Regions from separate parts of the Homo sapiens genome. Here region 2 is linked to region 1. The links are chromatin loops, found by intact Hi-C in ENCODE. Cell type or tissue: heart right ventricle. All regions are shown on one strand. Each heading gives the region's core, and the rest is flanking DNA. Links, peaks and the distances in the headings are about the cores only.

Region 1 (12,283 bases), core at 1,381-9,380:
TTTTTGATCTTGGTCCATAGACAGACTACATTTCTTAGCCTTCCTTGCATTTGTTCTCACAAACAGTATGAATGGAAGGGATATGTGCCACTTCCAGAACCAAGGTATTTTAAGAAGAAAATGAACTACTTCTATCCTCTTTTTCCCACTTGTATTCAGCCATGGAAGATGGCAAATCCCTAAAGGATGGCAGAGCCACAGTATAGAAGAAGCCTGGGTCTCTGAATCACCACATGGAGAAAGCCATTTGCTGACAAGGGGTAACAATCTTGAACTTTTGGGTGAACAAGAAGTATGCTTTCATTGCATGAAGCGACTACACAATTTAGATGTGCTAGTTACAACAGACAAGGTCATCTTAACTAATATATACCCCAAAATACACCCCCTAGACTTATGACAATAGATGATTGAGCAAAGTTTAATGAGACAAAACCCTTGGTGAGGAAGACCTATGATCTCATTTGACAAGATCATACATGATATGAAAGAGGATTATCATCAACAAGAGTCATTTTCTAAAGTTATATTCCCTCTTCACACAAGTACTTTGGAGACTCATTGCTAGTATCATCAGGGCTCTGGGAGTAAGAGCAATGAAGGAAACATTCAAGGTAAGATAAGAACATATAACAGGGATGTGATTACATTGCCAACGCATAATTGCTCCAGGATGAGCTGGAAAACCAAGTTTCTAAGTCTACAAACCCGAGAATAAGACCCCAGGGTTTAAATGGAAAGCAAAACATGGAGAACTTCAGTATAGTCAAGCTAAATTCTGCCTCTAGCCTTTTAATCATATCAGATGTTCACAAAGAAGAGGATGTTATATCAGAAAAAAGTCATGGCTAACTGCTGGTCAACTTCCAGTCTATTGATATAAATTAGGTAGGGAACCAACTTCTTTAAATATTCAAAAACAATCTACCTGTAAAACCTAAAAACTATTTTATTTTAGGGTTTTGGAGCATGGAGTAAAGGGCTGGCCTTTCAGGAACTGGTAAAATCATAACAAAATTATTGTAATGGTAATATCATTTAAGGGGTTGTTTCCAATTTGGGATTCTGATCACCATAATAAATTCTCAAAAGTCGAATGGAGATGAGGGCTGATGAGCTATTTTCAAAATCTCAAAATGCACTAATAAAATCCATATATCTATCTATAGGAGATTGTGTAGCACTCACTATTTGAAATACTTGTGTTCTTTGATTCGACAGGAAATATATTGTCTAGCATGGCAACAATGCTGGTTATCTTACATCGATCAGAGAATCCGAACAACCATTTTAGATGTCTTAAAATATACTAGAAAAACATTAATTGTTATTTAACTAATGTTAGATCAAACCTTTTAAAATATGGGACCATTATTTTTAAAACAACAATAAAAGACTTTTTGCAGAGAAAAAGGATAACCAGAGTCAAAGTCAGGTTAGAATTGAGTCATTCAGCTGCCATTTTATTTTATTTTTTTATTTTTTATTTTTTCAAGACAGAGTCTCACTCTGTTGCCCAGGCTGGAGTGCAGTGGCATGATCTCGGCTCAATGCATCCTCCCCTTCCTGGGTTCAAGCCATCCTTCTGCCTCAGCCTCCCAAGTAGCTGGGATTGTAAGCATGTGCCATCATACCTGGCTAATTTTTGTATTTTTAGTAGAGACAGGGTTTCACCACATTGCCCAGGCTAGTGTCGAACTCCCGAGCTCAACTGATCCACCCGCCTCAGCCTCCCAAAATGCTGGAGTTACAGGTGTGAGCCACCGCACCTGGCTTAGCTGCCACTTTAGATTCAAATAAAATATATAAATGTCCTCAGCATAGACTACCTTAAATACTGTATTCTATTCATCTTTGAAATGGAAGTAATAGCTTCCTCAACACCTGTCTTTTTTAAGAGCATTCTTGGGAGATTGGTAAGAAAGCCTATAGAAAAGTAGATAGTGGGAAGGAAGGAGGAACAGTGGTAGAGAGAAAGAGAACTCTGTGTGTGTGTGTGTGTGTGTGTGTGTGTGTGTGTGTGTGTGTGTGTGTATAGTTGTGTAATAGCAAAAGAGAAACAGACTGTCATGGGTATGTGCCTTTCCCACTGTGGAAATAAATGAAGACCACCCAGACCACCCAAATGAGAACAAGCAGAGGCCCTTCATTCAGAGCTTGCTACATAACAAGAGATTCAGCCACCATCACTGGTGTTTGGCAGAGACTCAATGGCAGGCAGAGGAGTAAGAAAACTTTATAATGAGAAAAAGGGAAGGTTACAAGTATGCTCTGATTTGAGCCTATTGGCATGGGAAGCTGGATGCAGCCTAACTAGAAGTGGGATGTTCTATGTGATTGGTTTGGGGAGCATATTTGGCTTTCTCTTCTTGGTCCTGAGTTGGAAGTGGTGGGAGTTGGTTGTGGGGAGGGCAAGGGAGGCAAAAATTAGGGAAGCTGGTGGTCATTCACTGCTTCCTGCCTGTTCTGGGTTGTTTGCTGCAGAGGTTGTGGTTTGGCTTCCTGCACACTGGTTGCTGCAGAGGTTGTAGATCAGGGTTCTATTGTCATATGTGATCTGGCCATTGTTTATTTGTATATGGCCTCTCACCTCTCCTCCACATTATCTCTCACACAAATGTACTAAAACCCAGTTTTAGGCCAGAGGTTGTATTTTTTCTTCACCTTCCACTACTTACTGTTTCTACCTCCTCCCTATTTCTTGCCACCAGTGTTTGACATGCAATCCCCCCAGCCTGGCTAGTCGGGTACCTTCATCTGACTATGTAAACACAATCCTCACATCATGGGCAGCTTACGCTTCATTTCTGTCATTAAGTTTCCTTGGGCAACATTTGCTTCAAGAAATTTTACTTTTCTTTAAACTCCTGCTTCATTTAGAATTTGTGCCACATCATTAAGCACTTGATTATAACATGTTTTTAACTGATTTTCATTAATTTGTATATGTTAATCTTATCTTCCCAACAAAATGATAAATTTGAAGCCTAGTATTACAGCATATGCTTTCTCTTATATTTCACAATAGTTTGCAGGGCTAAGTTCATGAAGTAAATGCTCAGTAGATAGTTGCTAATTGAATATTTTCTATACATAGTATTCAATTGAAGGGATAAAATAGAACTGACTCATAATTGTATCCACCACCATTCTGGGTAGTGATTTTACCTCTATTCATCCCAATTTTCTTTTTTAAAAATTGTATTTATTATTTTTTTAGATGGAGTCCTGCTCTGTCACCCAGGCTGGAGTGCAGTAGCATGATATCAGCTGACTGTAACCTCCGCCTCCTCGGTTGAAGTGATTCTCCTGCCTCGGCCTCACGAGTAGCTGAGATTACAGGTACCCACCACCACTCCTGGCTAATTTTTTTTTTTTTAGTTTTTTTAGTAGACATGGGTGTTTCACCCTGTTGGCCATGATGGTCTGGAACTCCTAATCTTAGGTGATCCACCCGCCTTGGCCTCCCAAAGTGTTGGGATTACAGGCTGAGCCACTGCACCCAGCCCTAATTTTCTTGAAATTGGAAGATTTTGCACATTAAAATTTCAGAACCCAAAAGGGTTTCTTTCACACCCAGTGAAAAGGAGGAAGGATTCCAGTGATTCTTTTTCAAATTTTAAACCCTGTATAGCAACAGCAAACCTTCTGAACATTCATGAGATGTATATTGGGTTTTCCAACAGAAAGAACATGGGGTCCTAGGGGTCAGAAGAAAATATGAAGGGTCAAATGGCTCCCTGAACATCCCTGGGAGCATCAGAGCAGTGGTGGAAGAAATGGGAATTCAGATGAAGAGCTATATAAACTGGACAGTTTCCTAATAAGAATTCACATGTTTTCTGAGAGGGCTTCACATAAATTAAGAATAGCAACTGGAATAGAATCAAAGAGAAGTTGTGAATATCTTTTCATCCAAAACCAAAACAAAGATATATATGGCACATATCTTAGTGTGTGAACAATCCAGTTATGTGTCTACATACGGGAGACTATTCATTGATGCAGCTTTATCTAGATGGGAGAGAACTAGTGATGTACTGGAGCAACTCATACCAGCCCATAGAAGCTAATTGTTCAGTTTTCAAAAGTTTTGCTAATTGTTAAAGCATTGGCAGCTTGAAATCAGCCATGTTGAGAATACTTACACCAGGAAAATTAGCAAACTCTACAACACAGTGCTTTTCATTTCAAAGCACACTAATGGCAGAAGAGTGGGATTACCTATCTCTCCTTCCATAGAGCACCATCAGGGAAGAGGGGGTGATGACCTGTCAAATTCTGTATCTTCCAATTTTCATAAAGAGTTCTTTAGAGTCAGAAGTATATGATATTAGAGTTGTATAAGACTTTAGAGGAACTAAAGTCCAGAAACAAGAAGTACCTTGCCCAAGGTATGTATCTTACCTGATCACATAGGAAGTCTGAAGAAACACCCAGATTTTCTTACCCTCACCCATTACTTTCAGGAAATGTAGTGTCTGATTATTCACAATGCTATACTCTCTTCCCTCCTTCCCCTCACATCAAGGAAAGCTCCTGCTGTTAAGGCCAGATCACTCTCTTTTGTCAGAGCCCAGCTCATAAAATGCTATTAAGTAAATTACTGATGACCTAATTCCCAGCTGCAGGACACATTCCATTAGAGGCAGGCTGCCTGCCAAGAAGTGTCAGCGATGACTGGATGGCAGGAGTGATTGAAACCATCCTGCCAGGGATGGCTGGGCCTCTGAGAGTGCAGTTCATGGTAGGGAGGAGGTGCTCCTATTCCCCAACATGAGTCCTGTGTCTTTTTCTGGGAACTGAATTCATCAGCCTCAAAAAGAACTTTCTCAAACTAACAAGGGTCACCACTGCAGAAACAACTGGAGGTAATACCTCCTCTATTACAGATGTCTAGAATAACAAGCAAATTTAACCACTATCATCTACGGCACAAACTTGCAAAAGCTGTCCACACCATTTTTTCTTTCTTGCTTGCTTTAATTGTCAGGCTGCCCATTCCTCCCACTTCTGTTCTATTTTCTTAAAGCACAACGAGTTCCTAGTTGACAGTATGGTGGAGAAGAGTAGAAACAGCATGGTCTATTTATTTTATTTTTAATTCACCTAGTATTCACAAATAAGAAACGGGTATTTGTAGAAAAAATATATCATATATAAAAAGTAGATAAGTCCCAGGCAGGCCATTTTTTAGCTGATATTTACTTATTGCAGATTCATACAAGGGTTAAATTAGATAAAACACTTTGCGTGCTGCTAATAAACAATATAAATGTAAAAATACAATTCTGTTAGACGTTAAAGTACAAATGGAATAGTATTTACATTTCAAAGGAACTTTGGGTTCAGTCAGCCTTTATAGGTATAAGAAATGATGTAACAGAACTATCACTGGACTAGCAGTAAGGAAACCTGGGCTCCAACCTTGCCTTTATCACAGTCTCTAAATGACTGTGATATTAGAAAAGTCACTCATTTCCTCCTGGCTCTTGCTTTCTCATCTGTGAAATGAAAAGGTTTCCATTTCAAATTAAAATGAGAGTAAACCAGAGGATCAATATGGTTTGGAACTGGGTCTGCACCCAAATCTCATGTCAAATTACAGTTCTCAGTGTTGCAGGTGGGGCCTTGTGGGAAGTGACTGGATCATGGGAGGGGATTTCCCCCTTGGTACTGTGTTGTGATAGTGAGTGTGTTCTCGTGAGATCTGGTTGTTTGAAAGTGTGTAGCACCTCCCCCCGACCTTGCTGTCTTCCTCCTTCTCCAGCCATATTAATAGGCTCACTCCCCCTTTGCCTTCCACCATGATTGTAAGCTTCCTGAGGCCTCCTCAGAAGCAGAAGCTGCTATGCTTCCCGTACAGCCTGTGGAACTCTGAGCCAATTAAACCTCTTCTCTTTATAAATCACCCAGTCTTAAGTATTTCTTTATAGCAGCATATCCATATGCTGATAGTGATATGGATAATGAAGTCCAGGCTAAGGAGGTCTCAGATGGAAATGAGAAACTTATTGGGAACTGGAGTAAAGATCACTTTTGATGTGCTTTAGCAAATAGCCTGGTTGCATTTTCCCCTTGCCCTAGGGATCTGTGGAACTTTGCACTTGAGAGTGATGATTTAGGGTATGTGGCAGAAGAAATTTCTAAGCAGCAAAGTGTTCGAGATGTGACCTGGCTAACAACCGATGCTTATATGTGTGAGCTAATAAGTGACCTAAAGTTGAAACTTACATTAAAAGGGAAGCAGAGCATAAAAGTTCAGAAAATTTGGAGCCTAGCCATGTGGTAGAAAAGAAAAGCCCATTTTCAGGGGAGGAATTTCCAGCAAGTTGCAGAAATTTGCATAAGTAAAATGGAACCAAGAACTAATAGCTAAGACTATGGGAAAAAGGCCACAAAGACATTTCGGAGACCTTCACAGCAGCCCCTCCTATAACATGCTCAGAGGCCTGGGAAGGAAGAATGGTTTCATAGGCCAGGCCCAGGGCCCTGTTGGCCTAGAAAGCCTCAGGATACTGCTCCCTGAATCCTAGCCACTCCAGCTCCAGCCATGGCTAAAAGGGGCCCAGGTATAGCTCAAGCTGCTGCTTCAGAGGGTGCAAGCCATAAGCCTTGGTGGCTTCCACGTGGTGTTAAGCCTGCAGGTGCTCAGAATGCAAGAGTTGAGGCTTTGGAGCCTCCACCTATATTTCAGAGGATGTATGGAAAAGTCTGGATGTCCAGGCAGAAACCTGCTGCAGTGGCAGAGTCCTCACAGAGAACCTCTGCTAGGTCAATACAGAGGGAAAATGTGGGAGTTGGAGCCCCCACACAGAGTCCCCACTACTGGAACTGTAAGACCCCAGACCCAGAATGGTAAATCCACCAGCAGCTTGCACCCTGAGCTTAGAAAAGCTGCACGCACTCAACAACAGCCCATGAGAGCAACTGCAGGGGCTGATCCCTGTAAAGCCACAGGGGTGGAGCTGTCCAAGGCCTTGGGAGCCCACCCCTTATACCAGTGTGTGCTGGATTTGGGATATGGAGTCAAGGAACATTATTTTGGAGCTTTAAAGTTTAATGACTGCCCTGCTGGGTTTCAGACTTGCATGGGGCCTGTAGTCCCCTTCTTCTGGCTCCCTTTTGGAGTGGGAGTATTCACCCAATGCCTACAACCACATTTTATCTTAGGAGTAACTAACTTGTTTTTGATTTTACATGCTCATAGGCGGAAGTGCCTAGCCTTGTCTCAGATGAGACTCTGAGCTGTGGACTTTTGACTTAACACTGGAAAGAGTTAAGATTTTGGGAGACTGTTGGGAAGGCATGATTGGATTTTGCACTGTGAGAAGGACATGAGATTTGGGAGGGGCCTGGGGCAGAATGATATAATTCAGATCTGTGTCCCCACCCAAATCTCACCCTAAGTTCCAACTTTAGATCATTTCTTAGCTCACACATATGAGCATAGGCTATTAGCCATGTCATATCTTGAACACTCTGCTGCTTAGAATTTCTTCTGCCACATACCCTAAATCATCACTCTCAAGGGCAAAGTTTCACAGATCCCTAGAGTAGGGGCACAATGCAGCCAGGCTCTTTGCTAAAGCATAGCAAAAGTGATCTCTACTCCAGTTCCCAATAAGTTCCTCATTTCCATATGAGACCTCCTCAGCCTGTACTTCATTGTCCATATCACTATCAGCATTTGGGTCACAACTATCAACAAGTCTCTAGGAAATTACAAATGTGGAGCTGTAATCCCCAATGTCAGAGGTAGAGCCTGGTGGGAGATAATTGGCTCATGGGAGCAGATTTCTGCCTTGGTACGTGTTGCCATAGTGAGAGAGTTCTCCTGAGATCTGGTTGTTTAAAAATGTGTGGCACCTGCCCCACCTCTCTTGCTTCCTTCTGCTCTGGTTGGGTGAAGTGCCTCACTCTCCCTTTGCCTTAAGTCATGATTGTAAGCTTCCTGAGGCCTATCCAGAAACAGAAGCTGCTATACCTCCTGTACAGCCTGTGGAACCATGAACCAATTAAACTTCTTTTCCTTATAAATTACCCAGTCTCAGGTATTTCTTTACAGCTGTGTGAGAATGGACTAATACAAGGATCCTAACCTCTTCAAGGGCTTAAGACGTCCTGTTCTATATCTTTTTTTCCCCTTAATGTCTTGTTTCACTACTTGTTTTTCCCCCTCCATCTTTTCTACTATTTATGACTCAATTTCTTTTTTATGTGTTTATTTTATCCCTTCTGTCTCTTCTTTAAGCTATTAGTGATGTCAAGTGGTCACTCCTCAAATTACTAAACTCATTTCTAGGAATTGCCATGCCATATTGACTATCATTACAAAAATGTACCATGCAAATACATTTGACTGTGTTCAGATGACTGAGGTGTCCACATGTCTATGGGTGTTTATTTGAAGTAAAGAAGCTAGAGGATTATATTCAGTTATCCAGAAACTTGGCAGAATGGCATTAAAGAAAGTAAATTAGGAGTCCAAAGATTCTGCAGTGAACCATGTGAGAAGAATGAAACAATAAAAATAAAATAATTTGACTCTTGGCTTTCTGCCCTTTTTCATTAAAAATTGCTAATATTCTGCTTCATTGCCAAAACTCTGGGAAGATGTTTTTTATTATACCTATATTCCTCAGCCAACTGAGAGTAGGGCCTTGAAAACAAGCCCTTCGTAACTAATATCTCAATGACACAGAAACTATGACTAGTTTGAGCACATGTGGCTTCTTTTTCCTGTCCTTTCTAGAAATAATTGCCCTCCTTTAATTTCATTTCTGCCTGATATCTTCCATCCAAAGGCCAAGACTTAGCCTTTGGCTTCTGTGTCCTTTAATGTATTCCTGAATATCTCCTAATTTTCTAATGAAAACTTGATAGTTCATGACCGAGCAACACGCACTAAGTTCAGACCATAAGTGTTACATATTTCAAAAATTTCTCCAACATTTGTGATGGAGCTGCCAATCATCTCTTAATTCCTATGTGCCATGACTCTGAAAATGAGCCCCAAATGGCACAAATACCTTCTTTATTTCAGCCCTGTCTCAACTACAAAATAATCTCAATGCCCTTCATATGCCTATGGTTCTCACTCAGCCTAAACCCAAATACATTTTAAAGCGTTCTTTCTCACAATTCTACCTTCTGGGTTTATTTTTAAATGAAACCATTAAAGCTTGAACCTCTAATATCAAAATAAAATGGGTTAGGCAAGTGGTAAAAATGGAATAGAAGCCAAGCCAGAGTTTCCTATAAGTTGCAGCAATAGCAATACGTCATCAGAGAGGGAAAAAATAGGAAAATTAGCTTGCTCTGTCACTTGACAATTTTACAGAACTGGAATTTTATATGGAATAGGCATTTGGGTTAAACTTTTTCTATTCTACCCCTGCAGAACTTTTCCCTGCGCTTCTCTCCTCTGCATCTATTATAAAAGTCTAGACCTCAGAGGCAACTAATATAAACTGCTTTCCCCTCCTCCTTGTATCTAATTAATTTCACCTTCCTTGGAGTTCCCATGGTATATATTACCTGCTGCCAGGCACCATGAGTCATTTGTGAACATATCCGCCTCCCCAGCCAGAATGTATGCACCTTGAAGGCAAAGAACATCTCACTCATTTTGCATACACTTGGCTCGAAGTAGTCCTCTGAAAGTGTTTATTAAATTGAATTGCTTTCACTTTGTAAGATTAGCAGGCACTTTGATTAATGGCTTTTTCTTTTTTTCAAAGACTTCCTTTTTTGGTGCAAACTCCACGTGACCCGCAGTTATCTAGGGCAGTAAGTAATGTTCAAGTGATTATAGCAGAAAGCTAAGATTCCACCAGCGCTCTGGGAGTTGCAGGGGAGATCAGCAGAATCACATGCTTAATATTTTAAAGAAGTGGCATGGTCCTTTCATGGAGGTTTCTGCCATCGATCCCTTCCAAGGATTCAGTCACTCAGCCACATTTAACATTCACTAGGTCAGACCTTTATTCAAGCTGACGTCATCTGAACCCTCGTGCAATTCAATCATAGCATACATTCTGCCCAACCTCCTCCTACTCCTCCCCCAGCCTCTTGCTAGGGTGTCAGCCAATAAACAGCAGTTAATCCAGACCCCAGAACTTTTCGAATCCGTCTTTCCAGAGCTTCTATTTAGTTATGCTGCAGGGGAAAGGGTCGAGAGTGAAAGATAGAGGCGTGGCCCCTCCCATAGCAGCAATGAATCTTTAAGACTTGAGTCTCTGGGCAAAGAGAGAACTCTCCCTTTCTTCTTGGAAATGAAATCGAGCAGCACTATCAGCCAGGGGCCAGCCACATGAAAAGGGATTCCTAGTTGCCTGTCCCTTACTCCCGGATGTCAGAAAGAAGTCGGATATTTCTCACGCAAGAAATAAACACCCCTCTGCCCGCTGCTGCTTCCTCTGATTTCTCCGCGAGCATGAGATGACTGAGTAACGCAGCTGGATTTTTCTAGTCCCCAGAGTTCAACACCCGCCCGCTCACCTCTACCATCCTCTCTTCTGTTCCCTTCCTCTTTTACTTCCCCTTCCCCCACTTTCCCTCATTTAAATACAAACGCTTAGGTTTCCCTGCGCTCCGGAGCCGCCATTGACATCAAGCAGGGTCTCCATAGAAACCAGGAGGCGCGCAGCGGGCTTCTGCAGCCCCAGCCCAGGATTCCCAGGCAGAGGTGTGGCTCGGTCCAGAGGAGCTGCGGGGAGACCTTCTCCTTATTAATATGAACCTGGGGAGGAGGAGAGAGCGTTTAGGCAGAGAGGGCACGCGACGAGGTAGAAACAGAAGGGGCTAAGGGAACAGATTATCTATTAAAAATGTTTGGTTTTAGCCTAGGAACATTCAGAGGAGAAGTAGTCCAAGACACCCCAGGGTCAGGGTCTTCCTCCTCTCAATTTTTCATGTACTCAACAGATCTCAGCTTAATGTGGAGATTATTTGGGGGAGCCAGTTTCCAGTGTTTAGTTGCAACGAAGCAGCTGCCACGCCCTGGACTGCATGCAGCAAAACATTCTTCCTGAAAGCACTTAAAACGGGCAAGAGAACCACACCTTTGCACTCGTCTTTTTTTCCTAGCCATTTTACATGTTACCTCATTTTATCCTCACGAAGGTGGCGTTATGAACCCCATTTCATAGACAAGGATGCGCATGAGACGGTGGTTTATAGTTATTCTGTCCATAGCCTTACACCTAATGTCTTGAAGAAAACTCTGCACCTCCAGAGTAAGAGAGTCTTTATTTTCCCTTCTCATCCTCATTCTTCTTTGGCGGTCACTCCTCTGACCTTCTCCCATCTTTCTCCTCTCAAGCATGGTCATAAAAAAATTCTTCTGAAAGTACATCATAAGGCCCCATTCCAGAAGAGGGGTCTTGCCCTATTCCTGGAAGCAAAGAAGAATTTGAATAAACAGGACTTGCTGAATTCCCCCCATTTTATTACCACTAGAACATAGGTTTTTGTTCTCCAATCACACTTCTGTATGGCTGTCCATAAAAATACCCAGTTTTCCCTGGGGTCTTTGGGTCTTCATTTATGATGCCTGCCATGCCACATAAAACTTTGGTTAAATAAATTTGTTATGCTTTTCTCTTGTTAATCTGTCTTCGTTATAGGAGTGTCAGCTGTGACCCTTTGATGGGTAGAGAAAAGATATTACTTGCTGTCCCTTACAGTTTTTTTGCTTCACATATTAAAGATTCTTGTACTAGTTTCCTGTTGGTGCTATAGTAAATTATCACAAAGTTTTTGGCTGAAAACAACACAAATTTATCTTTATCTCACAGTTCTGAAAGGATGTCAGAAGTCTCACTGGTCTAAAACCAAGGTGTCTGCAGTGCTGTGTTCCTTTTGGATGCTCTAAGATAAGAATCAGTTTCTTGCCTTTTCTGGCTCTTGGGAGCTGCTGGCATTTCTTGGCTCACAGCACCCTTTCTTCTTCAAAACCAGCAATAGCATCCCTCCAGCCTCTGTTGTCACATTTCCTTCTCTGGTCCTGACCCTCCAGCCTCCTTCTTTAAAGGATCTTTGTGATTACACAGGGCACACCTGGATAATCCAAGGATAATCTCTCCATCTCAAAATCCTTAATTTAATCACAGTTGCAAAGTACTATTTGCCATCAAAGATACTATATTTACAGTTCCAGGGGATTAGGAAAGAAGGAATTATTCTTCCTACCACAAACCTCATGTCTTTTATCATCTTAAAAATAATGACACTTTAAAAATCTTTGTCTCTCCTAAATTGTAAATCAATTTGTCTCTTT
Region 2 (12,283 bases), core at 1,736-9,735, 160 kb before region 1:
CAAAATTTTCATTCTTTGTGAGTTGTGTATAAATTTAGGAAGTGGTTGAAACCACATTTCAAATCAAAGCCGCTCACGAGGCACCCTGCCAAATAAGTGTAAATATCCTTGGAAAATCTCACATCTAACACACAGCTTGGTAGAAGTGGACCTATCTTTTGGAAAGCTGAAAAATAGATGGTTACCTTGGGTCTTAGGGAAAATATTGTTCTGGGAAACATAAATAATTTTTTAAATTCAGAAATATGAGCTGGGTATTTCATTTTCTTATACACAATTATCATTCTAGAAATTCTAAATTTTGCATCTATTCTTTTCGTTAATAATTTGAGTATCAGGACATACATTATATGCAACGTTTTTATAGTAAGCAGCAGACTGCATCTTAGCCCCTGAAGCACTGCCTCATTCATATTTTGTCCAAAGTGCATTGGCATAGGGAAGTGCCCTGTACCTAACTGCAGAATTTAATTGAGATTATGAATATGATTGTTTTCAATGTCATTCCCTGAATTTCATACTACCCCCATACCAAGTAAGAATTCATTAAGGTCAAAAGAGTACATCTTGTTTTTGTTTTGGTTTGGTTTACTTTTTCTGAGACAGGGTCTCACTCTGTCACCCAGGCTGGAGTACAATGGCACACAATAATGGCTCACTGCAGCCTTGACCTCCCGGGCTCAGGTGATCTTCCTGCCTCAACCTCCAGAGTGGCTGGGACCTCAGGCACACACCACCACACTCTGCTAATTATTTATTATTTGTAGAGATGGGGTCTCCTTCTGTTGCCCAGGCTGGTCTCAAACTCCTGGACTCAAGTCCTCCTGCCTCGGTCTCCCAAAGTGCTGGGATTACAGGCATGAGCCACCGCACCTGGACAAAAAATCATATCTTATTCATCTTTGTGACTCCAATACCTAGCACAGAAGAAAGTTAATATAAAGGGAAGGGAAAAAGAAAGGAAGAATAGAAAAGAAGGAGACAGAATGGGAAGGAAGGAGGGAGGAAGGAAGGATAAAAAAGAGGAGGAAGAGAAGCAGGGAGACACTAAGTTAATTTTTCTATTCAGGGAATGGCAATAGGAAACTCCTCCCTCTTTTCTTGATCATTACTGATGGCATCAATTTGCAAGATGTACTGAGACCATGAAAATAAAATGCAGCCAAGATCAACATACAGAACATTTAAAGTCACTCAGAGCTACACTTCCAACTAGCATCAGTCAAAGACCCTGTGGCAGCCACCCAATCAATATCACTGATTGATAGCCCTCTGGATAGGTTACCTTGGTTGTACCACATCACTGAATATGACCACAGCAGAGTCCTCTACTGGGGAAAATCAATAGGCTACCATGGAGAAGAGGAGACGTAAGAGAGAATTCCTTCATTGAGAGCCAATGAGCACAGTGACACTGCTCAGCAGGAGACCCCAAGGATATAATCACTAAAGGGGGCTTCAAAGTTCTCTACTCATGACTGAATGGGGCAGTGTCCCACAGATGTTTTGAACACTCCTCTTCCTCTAAAGGAATCATTGTCAGAGGTGCGCTGAAATGTTTTGGTCCCAGGCACGTAAAAAGCTGGGCAGGCAGCGTGGCAAACTAGGGAGAGGTGGACATACTTGGAGAATTTAAAACAATGACAATAACCAACCAACTTCAAAGATCAAAATACAAATGACATCCCCCCATAACAAACAGGTTGGTAGTAAATAGTAAAAGAAGTAAAATAAATAACATTTATAGTTCCCCCAACATTTCCATAGGTATTAAAGTAATAATCATATCTAAAATTTTTAAGCCTGATATTCACAGAAATTATTTTCTTAGATTTTCTCTTTGTACCTATTTTTCCCCTTAACCCTGTTGCACCCTCTTAGATTGTCTGTCCACGCCCCTCCAGGCAGCTGTAGAATCCTAAAGCAACCCATGGTAGCCACCCATTTCCGAACAGTACAGCCCAGTGGAAGATGCTGCTACTTTAACCCAGGTTAAAATGAAATACAGTGGAAGGCAGAGGAAATGCAGTACAGGGCACCTGGGAATTTGGACCTGATATGATGTGATAGATCTCCTTGTCACCTCTACCTTCTGTGATCCCATGAGATTCATCACAGCGGAGTAATTTGTGCTTGTCACATAAGAGCAGGCAAGGCTACTAGATACCTCAACCCAGAAAGAAACGACAGGCAGCATTTCTGAATCTAACCAAGAGGACAGTACCTACCCAACTCTAAGAAACACTGTAAATTGCCCTTTGTGATTACCTTCAAGTTGAACTTCACCTATTGTTTCAATCACCTTTGAATGCCCATGATAAAGTCTGATTAATTAAGATATTTTTCTGTCAGAATCTGTAACATTTAAGGCAGAGAAGAGTGCTGTTTGCTTTCACTGACCAGACACATTTTTAATCAAATAAATGAATAGAATAAGCAAATATGCAAGAGAAATATATAAATGAGTGAACAAATTATTATCTATAATTTAAATTTCATCAATTTATATTCAATATTTGACATTTGTTGACAACTTACTACATAAAATATTTCATTAATTCATTTGCAGTTAGTTATCATAACCTGAAACATAATAAAACTTAATTTCTTTTAAAATATATTATATATTAGACTTCCTACTGATTCAAAAAATCCTTCTATCAACCCAAATCATAAGCATATACCTAAAATCACATCATTTCTCTGTTTCCCACAACTTTAGAAATCCCAGTTAAAAAATATGGTCTGTGCCATGTCAGATATGTTCTGTATTTAAAAGCATGATTAATTTCTAAGATGTATGAAAATGACACATTAAGTAACTTGTGGATATGCAAAGTGATTTCCAGACATCATACCTGAGGCTCAAACCTTAAATCTAAAGAAAAGTAGTTAAGTTTTGCTTTGCTGAGTAAATTAAAACCCACACCCCACTTTTTATCACATGCCTTACCTTTTCCAGGGAAAAATTCCCATCTTCTAAACCTCAATGTCTGGCCCCTGGGACAGTTGTGTGTTAGAATAAAGATTCAAAATGAAAAGAAGCATACGATTTATCCAGAGCTGGAATATGCCAATAACAATGTTAATTAATATAATCTGGCATCATATTCATAGAATTTTAGGGATACGATGAAAGAAGTAGACCTAAAATATCTAGAATAGTCACCTACCATATTGTAGTATCTGATTTTGGGGAAATGTATATCAAGGTAAAAGTCCAGTCATTACTTTCTCAATCTGATGGTCAGATGCCAAAACATTCCTCAGACCACTCTCATGGAGTAGGTTTTCTCCCAAGGAGCACACGGTGGTTCAGTCCGTATTTGGACCCTTGGATGACAAACATCATTGGTTAAACCGAGGCGCTTCTAAAGGAGTAAACCCAATCTTTTAAATGGACACAGAAGAAACTTTATCTTTGAGGATCTTTGGGGCTGGAAAGTATTTATCGGTCATATTAGACTAGAGAAAGATCATGGAAACTGTTGGCCTCCTTTACCACTGTGGATGTGTTGGGGTGAGGGAAGGATCTAGTCTCCAGGGACGAAACTCTGTTGAATTTATCTTGCTCTGGGAATATTCTATTCCAATTCTGCACAATTGAGCAGTAATAGTGAAAACCCTCCAACTTTCAAGTTACAGCTCCAAAATGAAGAGAATCCAGTACCTTTTTGTAATCATAGGAACCCTCAATTATTTATGCATATTGTAGAAAGTCGTGTCTTCAATAATAAAATGATTATTTATGTTTGACTTCACAACATATTCTGTATTTGGGGTTTTTCTTTTGTTTTTGGCAACATCGACAGACTTATTTTCCTAATTATGTTTGACCCCAATTAATGTTACAATTAACATTCTCTGAGCATACCCACATATACACACACTACTCACCAACCGATGGTGGAGAGAATGCCCAGAAACATAATGTGAGATAGGGAAGGGTGGTCTGAGATTATACTTTTGCTGCCAACAATTCACACACTATATAATCTGGATCAAGAAGAGGATGGCTGTATTTATACCAGGCATTTTCTAGAGCCAAATAATCACATTAGCTAATTCCCATCCATAAAATATATGTAGCCTCAGTAATTACTTATTAAACTAAGTCTATCAGCACACAGAATACTTTTTTAAAGCAGATTTATCTAGTTTGACTGCATATATCAATCCAATTAAGGTAATTGCCAGATCTTTCTAGTACTGGCTGCTACATAGACCTGCCTGAGTCCTCTCTGGTAGTCCTCTCTGGAGATATTTGGGAATGTAACCTTAGCTCTTAGTCCTGCCACTTTGGGAAATTAAGCACAGCTTCCCTTGATTTCTGGAAAACATCTTCTAGACTTTTTCCTCTCCCTCAATGACCCAGGTGGCCTGGTCTTCCGAATAGCAACTCCCTTCCCCATCCACCCATTGCATCTGACCCTCGCGGTTGCTCACCTATGTTCTCTTCAGCTTGGCTGCTCTCCCCAGTCTCCGTTGGAGGCTGGGCTGTTGCCTTGGCAGCAGCATCCTCTGCGGCAGGGGTGGTGGCAGCAGCAGCAGTGACAGCAGCAGGCACATCGGCTTGTTTAGGCTCCTCCTTGGCTGGGGCATCTTCAGCCTTGGAGGACGGCGAGTTATCAGTGGAAGCTTTAGTGGCACTTTCTGTCTCAGCTGAGCCGGCCTTCTCCTCTGAGGATGCAGGAGCCTGGGGGGCTGCCTGCTCTGTGGCAGCATCACCCTCCCCCTTCTTCTCCTCGGAAGGAGTTTCTCCTGCTTTGCCGGGCTCATCAGGCTTGGAGCCAGTGGCTGGGGCTGCTTCGGCAGTAGTGGTGCCTTCTCCCTTCTTCTCCACCCCATCGGCAACAGGGGCTTCATCCTTCTTATTAGCTTCAGCCTCAGCAGCTTGGACATCATCCTTCTTCTCTCCTTTGAGCTTTTTCCTTGTTATGTGTCCACGGAAGCTAGCCTGAATTTTGGTTGCGGCCTTATGAGCTTTATCTTCTGGTTTGATACCATCTTGTTCAATCTTTTGGTCGTCATCATTTTTTTCAACCTTTGTCGAGAAAAGAAGGGAAAAGAGAGGGCTTCAATGACATTCTTCTCCTTTAAATCTCAGCATTCAACAAGTATTTATTAAGTGATTTATTTTGTGCCAGGCACTGTTTTTGGAGTTAAGAATTCAACAGTACCCTGGAAGTTCAAATCAAACCTCATCTTTCTCCCACAGTATTGTATGGGAAAAGTAATGTCTTTCGGACCTTCCAGAATCACTGGCCATTTTTTTTTTTTTTTTTTTTTTTTTTTTTTGAGATAGAGTCTCAGTCTGTCACCCAGGCTGGAGTACAATGGCGTGGTCTCAGCTCACGGCAACCTCCGCCTCCCAGGTTCAAGCAATTCTCCTGCCTTGACCTCCCAAATAGCTGGGATTACAGGCATGTGCCACTACACTCGACTAAGTTTTGTATTTTGTAGAGACGGGGTTTCATCATGTTGTTCAGGCTGGTCTCAAACTCCTGACCTCAGTGATCCGCCCACCTCCACCTCCCAAAGTGCTGGAATTACAGGCGTGAGCCACCGCATCTGGCCACTGGCATTATTTTCTACGTATTTTCTTTCCCCGGCTCAATGTTGCTCCATGTCAAACTTAAACCAGCCTTTTTTTTAGAAGTACTTTGACAACTCAAATCACATTTACAAGCTGGGTGCAGTGGTTCACACTTGTAATTCAAGCACCTTGAGAAGTGAAGGCAGGAGGCACTTGAGCATAGGAGTTCGAGACCATCCCTGGCAACATAGTGAGACCCCATCTCTACAGAAAATTTTAAAATTAGATGGGTGTAGTGGCATGCACCAGTGGTCCTGGCTACTCAGGAGGCTGAGGAAGGAGGCTTACTTGAGCCTGCGAGGTCGAGGCTGCAGTGAGCTGTTGTTGTGTCACTGCACTTCAGCCTTGGTAACAGATTGAGACCCTGTCTCAAAAAAGCAAGCAAACCAGAAACAAAAGCAAAAAATAAATCACATTCACCCCAGGTTTTTATTAAAGAGCTCTGAAAGATAGAGGGTTTACAGGGTTTTTGAGAAGGACTTTGTATAAAACTTAATGGTTTAAAAAAATATTTTGCAAAAGTCTACTTTCCCCCAAGTTTTAAGCCTGATAAGGAAATTAATAAATTCAAGACAAAGAGTATAGTCAAAGTTTAAACCATAAATCCCATCAGGATTTTATGCAAAATGTAAATGAGTTCCAGGTCTTTAAGGGATTTGTTCAGAATGTGACAACTTAACAATGCTGGTCACAAAATAATGTCTAACTTTCTCTTGCGTGTGGTCCAACATTAGCAATAAACTTACCAAACCTTCAAAATCTGAATTAAAAAAGACCACTATTCCTGAATTTTAAAAAATGATGGGAAACACTGTTTCTCCTTTTGAAAAAGCAACTTATATTAACTAAGTCACAATTCTTTATTCCCAAAGCAATTGGGAACCTAAAATGTGTTCGTATTATCATCAATAGAGCCATCTTAGTACTAAAGACAAGAGACTAGCATATAGAATGTTACCTTTTGATGGCAACATTTGTAGCCTAATATATGCTGCAAATGACTATTTTCCACATGAAAATTAATTCAGAGGATAGGAACAGCAGGTATGGTCATAGAAAGAATTGTGTAGGCAACTACATAAAATTTTATCCAGTTCCATTGTTTACCATGGTGCCCCAACATGGCTACTGATAGTCTCCATTCTTAGATTTCTTTAACTTGAGCATTGAACTTTTGTTCACTTTTGTGAACACTGTTCTAGCAGAAATAACAGCAAAGAACAACACAGCAACTTTCCCTCAAAAGACCACTAATAAAAGAGTGTTTACCATGTAACATGTTCGGCGCCTCTTCTCAATCTTGGATTGGCCTTGACCTTTGCTCCAGTTTAGGAGGTAAGCTAATACAGAACTACTCAGGACAAGTTTTCCACCTGTCAAACCAGCTCTGCCCCAGTGACCCAGCTCCTGCTAATCATGATGTGGGGCTGTTAGACATTCTTTGGACAAGCGTACAGACCTATTGCTGCATAGGACCATCAACATACCAGTGGATACACAAAAGTATTTTTGAAAATGAGCTACATGTACAAGTAAAAGCAGGTCTGATAATTTTCTCAGTCAAATTCAAGTCAACTTTTCCTTTTTCCTTAGTTAACCATGCATGTATATACACACAAAGATTAAAGGAGTAAATGAAAAGCACTTTGGAGAGGCCCATCCTTCTCCCTCCTCCACTGCTCAGTTCTCTGATGTACTATCACCTTCTCGCTAACCTGCTGCTCTTGATGACTCCTACTGGGATGAGCACAGCCCAATGTGAGACACAGGAGCAGCTGTCCCTGCCAGGAGTTCTCTGCTCAGAGATGGAAGCATAACCCTGTAAAATTAACAGTTGTGAATGGAGCATGGAGCCAAGATGTTGATAATTTATTTTACTCTACCTTGAGTTTTCTGAATGAAGCACCATCTTATATATTAGGACACCTGCACTTGGGCATTGATGCCAACTGGTTCTTTAATACAAATACTGCTGTTTGTGAAAGTAGACAAGTCAATTGTTTCAGAAGGAGCAGGTGTCCACAAAAGACTCTCTAGTGACTCAAGAAAGCTAACATTTTAGAGCTCTGTCTTTTCTTTATGAACATAAGGAGTAGGGGGATGAAACTCCTGAAAAGCTGGAAATCACAAAGAGAAGGAAGCTGAGAGTCTACATGATATAAACAAAGAAACTACAAGGATAAAGAAAGGGCTCTCAATTTTCTCTCCCTCCTCTTTCTCTTTCTCTCTCTCTCAATTTCTTAAAGCATCTGCAACTTCAATTTTCTAAAAAATCAGAATTTAAGCTTCTGAACACAGCATCTATGTTAGAATGACTTTTTAGAAAGGCTAAGACTAGACTAGGGTGCCAAGATTGTGAGACAAACCTCACTTAAACAACCCAGAAGTATAAGAAATTCAAGGGAAGCAGGAGTGAGCAGAAACGGGGAGAACCATGAAAAACAAGAGTTAGGAGAGAGAGGTGAAGACAGTCTTATAAGAGCCAGGTACCCAAATAAGTGACTATACCCAAAAAGATGCTCAAAGTACTCCACACGCATGTAGCTCATCCTGGAGAAACTGCTGGACTTCATCATTAGAGATTTAGGAAAACTAAATTTTAGAGATTAGTTGGGAAAAAAAAGACAATTAATAGAAGTTTTTCCAGATAGCAGTAAAGAAACAGACGCAGGGAAATGAAAGGAAAGGAAAGGAGAGGAGAGGAGAGGAGAGGAGAGGAGAGGAGAGGGATGTGGGAAGGAGATGAAGAAATGAAAGAGGAGAGGGGAGGAAAGGGAAGGAAATAAACCAGGCTAAGAAGAGGTCAGACTTCAGTGATTGAATAGAGACATCCATAAATAAAAATATTTTAAGTTAATACTGGGTTTGAAGCTAGACACCACTGGATTTTGTTTGTGTGTCTTTCTTTTGTATTTCTAATGATTCTATTAATATTCCTTAAACTGCAGGTTATTTCTTGGTAAAATTCTTTTCACAGTACAGTATAAAAGTAAGTGGACTGGGAGTGTATTTTGTTGTGTATTTTGTTAAGACAAGGAGAAAAAGAACATTTCCCAAAACTGGCTATGTGGAGTAACCCCAGGTTCTGAGAACGCTTTGACCCTTTCCCCACTAGAAATAGAAGCGCTTACTTAAGATGAAGGACATTCAAGCCCAGAGAAACCAGACTACTCAGCACATTCAGCAAAATACTTTCACTTTCCAAAAGGGACAGCCCTGGCCCTGAAAAGTTAAGTGACTTGCCTAAATTCATACAGCGAGTGAGGGAGGCAGTGGCCCAGCTTGTATTTGACCTCAACTCTTCTCCCCTCCCACCTACTTCCAAGTCCAATTTTATTGCATGGCTGACCTGGAATAGCTTGGACTTACTTGTAGTAGATAATCCATAAGGCTTCACATCAGCATTCTCGTTGATTTATTCACTTAAAAATACTCAGTGCCTATGTTAAGCACTATACAAATGCTACTGAACGGAAGGATACTGTGTCTACCCACATAGAATCCTTTTGAAAATACACTTAAACCACATCATAGTGCTTTAACAATAAATAACTTCCCAGGAATTTGCAGTAGACACCTGATCTTACACTCTTCTTTTCAAGTAAGGACAACACTCTAAAACTGTGAGTTAAGATGAAATGTCCAGAAAAGGAATCCTGCTATCTAATGGCTAAAAAGTCAGCTCATAAATGTCACTAAAGATAGATTTAGTTTTTAAACTAAGTCTTGCCACAAATAAGCTTTGTAATGAACTCTAATGTTTCTGAGGGAATTTCAAAGTTATTTCATTTTTACACAGAATTGTTGATATCTGCGAATTAAGTAAAGAGGACATTCCAGTGCAGTACATTATAGGTAGGAAGGGTGTCATTACGAGTTACCATAAGTTTTTCAGGAATCTTTATTGTTATGGCTTAATATTTTTTACTGACTGATTTGTTTGAGAGCTCTGCAATTTATGAAGTCTTAAAGGAAACCAAGGTGTAGGACATCCCTACTTTTTAAACAAACATTAAAATCTCAGATGAATATTGGTTGGAAAAAATGAAGAGTACCATTACACTAACTTGTTGACACTAATGAAACTTCTAAATCCATTAGATGAATGAACAATGATTTTAATTGATATTTAAGAATTACAGATAAGAAAGCCAGAAATAAGAAGTAATTACTTAAGTATCCAACATTGTTGCTCTGGTCTTCTTTTCCTTTGGGGAAAGGAGGAATGGACAACTTAAGATTTATTCTAAAATGTCCAAACATTTGCATTCAATATGTTACAAAAGAGCTCTAGGCAAAAATCCATGAATGGCTAACTTTCAGAACTAAAAATAACATCATCCATTCATCTGGGATACCTCAATGCATTTCACTTTTCCCAGTTATCATAGGAATGCCTCAACCTTCCAAGCAAATTAAAACTTGGCCCTATATCTACTTCTGCTAGCTATAAATAGTACCATTATAATACTTAAATTTTTAAAAAATAGTATTGAATTTTAAATGCATTACAAATCATTGATGTACACATATTCTTCTTTCTGAGAACATCTTTAGTAAACCAAAATATAGTTCATTTGATCAAGCAAAGTTATTTTTGAGAACAAACTTGAAAGGCCGGAGATATCCTAAGCAATGTTTTTTTAAATATGTTGTAGTTTTCATGCCTATCAGAATCTTCTACAGCCTGTAAAGGAACCAGAATAAAGTGTTGATAAATATAAATAAAATCTGGGAAGTACCTACTTATGGCCCACTTTATTTTTTATTAATAATTTATTGAGGTGAAAGTCACATAACAAAATTTCACTCTATTTTTAAGCATCATTGATACCATGGCAATTGACTTTAGGGAAAATGTGCAAGTATTAAAGTAGTTCACAGTGGAGCTTCTGTACTTTCTTTAAACCTAGACAAAGATCAAAAATACAGTAAAATACCCCTTAGGGAGGAGAGAGAAGACAGTGGGCCAGCCTCCTCCAGTTCTATAGATGGAATGTCACTGCCGGTTTCGGTGCAGGTGTAAGGAAGAAAGTGTCCTTTAAAAAGATGAAATGTCCAACAATGATAGACTGGATTAAGAAAATGTGGCACATATACACCATGGAATACTATGCAGCCATAAAAAATGATGAGTTCATGTCCTTTGTAGGGACATGGATGAAATTGGAAACCATCATTCTCAGTAAACTATTGCAAGAACAAAAAACCAAACACCGCATATTCTCACTCATAGGTGGGAATTGAACAATGAGATCACATGGACACAGGAAGGGGAATATCACACTCTGGGGACTGTGGTGGGGTCGGGGGAGGGGGGAGGGATAGCATTGGGAGATATACCTAATGCTAGATGACACGTTAGTGGGTGCAGCGCACCAGCATGGCACATGTATACATATGTAACTAACCTGCACAATGTGCACATGTACCCTAAAACTTAGAGTATAATAAAAAAAAAAATTAAAAAAAAAATTAAAAAAAAAAAATAAAAATAAAAAGATGAATAAGCACAGTGGGCATACACCGGATCCCCCAACATGCAGTCTGGTTTGAAGACCTCATACCTAGGGTATGAGGGGAATGGGGAGCAGAGTGCGCAGAGAAGCAATGAAACTGTATAAGAAAACAAAATATCTCATATTGGAAACTGCAGTAGTAATGTTAACTTTTCAGATAAGAGCTGGTGATCAAAAGATGGGTCTTCAGTCCACTTTAATGTATTATTTATTCAACATGTACAGCCCACCTGCTTCCAAAATAATATGAGGTGGTATCTTCAACATAGTATAAAGCATTATCAGAGTAGAACTCAGTTTCCAGTCTGAAAAGTTGTTTTCTTTTATTTTGTATATCTATAACCCTATTATGTCCCACAAAGACATAGAAGAGGTAAATAATGTATTGCAACTGATGCCTTCAAACAGAAAAAAAGTCAGCCTTTGAGAAGTACCTTGTCTATTTTACTTAGAGCTGAATGCCAGTTTCTAGAATGGTGCCTGGCACAAAGTAGATGCTCAATTAATATTTATTGGATGAATCCAAAATCTGAGCATCTCCATTAGTGCTATTTCAGAAAGATGATGACAGGTGAAGAAATCTGGATTCGATTTTGTCAATTTTTGTTAAAATCCTTCACTTCTCAGTGGTGGAATTCAAGAGCATCTAACTACAACAGGTATATGATTCCCCAATTATAGAAATTAGTAAGCAGAGGTTTAACAAGAAAAGAAATAGCAAAGCTATAGAAACGCCATTGATCATAATAATAAACAAGCACTTGAAAATAATAATACATCTAAGATAAAGACAACTGATTTATATTTATCTATTGACTCGTTAGAGTCATATCAATAAAATTATTTTTCTGTGTGTGTGTGTGTGTGTGTGTACTTTTTCTTTCTTTTTTTTTTTTTAGACAGGGTCACTCTCTGTCACCCAGGCTGGAGCGCAGTGGCACTATCTCAGATGACTGCTGCAGCCTTGACCTCCCAAGCTCAAGCAATCCTTCCACTTCAGTCTCTCAAATAGCTGGGGCTACAGCTATGTGCCACCATGCCCAGCTAATTTTTATATTTTTTGTAGAGATGGACAACATTTCACCATATTACCCAGGCTGGTCTCAAACTCCTGGACTCAAGCCATCTTCCTGCCTCGGCCTCCCAAAGTGCTGGGATTACAGTGTGA

Evidence for each region. Hi-C counts contacts between places; a loop is a spot of excess contacts. Peaks named below come from ENCODE experiments on the same cell type or tissue, not always from the same donor. Only the 100,000 strongest peaks of a DNase experiment are listed, where the experiment ranks them.
Region 2: a loop joins it to region 1, with 2.5 times the contacts of the local background. A loop is called at or near these places in 2 of 110 quality-filtered maps.

What each region holds. Positions count from the first base shown.
Region 1 is chr3:115,511,024-115,523,306 of GRCh38, reverse strand. No RefSeq gene overlaps it. Among named protein-coding and RNA genes, the nearest start is that of GAP43, 110 kb to the left of the region's middle. RefSeq lists an enhancer at 4,286-4,839. In heart right ventricle, for the core only: no CTCF peak of the experiment used is centred there; a DNase peak (open chromatin) is centred at 4,666; H3K4me3 peaks cover 316 bases; H3K27ac peaks cover 2,290 bases.
Region 2 is chr3:115,668,774-115,681,056 of GRCh38, reverse strand. GAP43 (growth associated protein 43) reads right to left here. Exons shown (of 3, transcript NM_002045.4): 2 at 4,447-5,044. Among named protein-coding and RNA genes, the nearest start is that of GAP43, 51 kb to the right of the region's middle. In heart right ventricle, for the core only: no CTCF peak of the experiment used is centred there; no DNase peak of the experiment used is centred there; H3K27ac peaks cover 1,067 bases.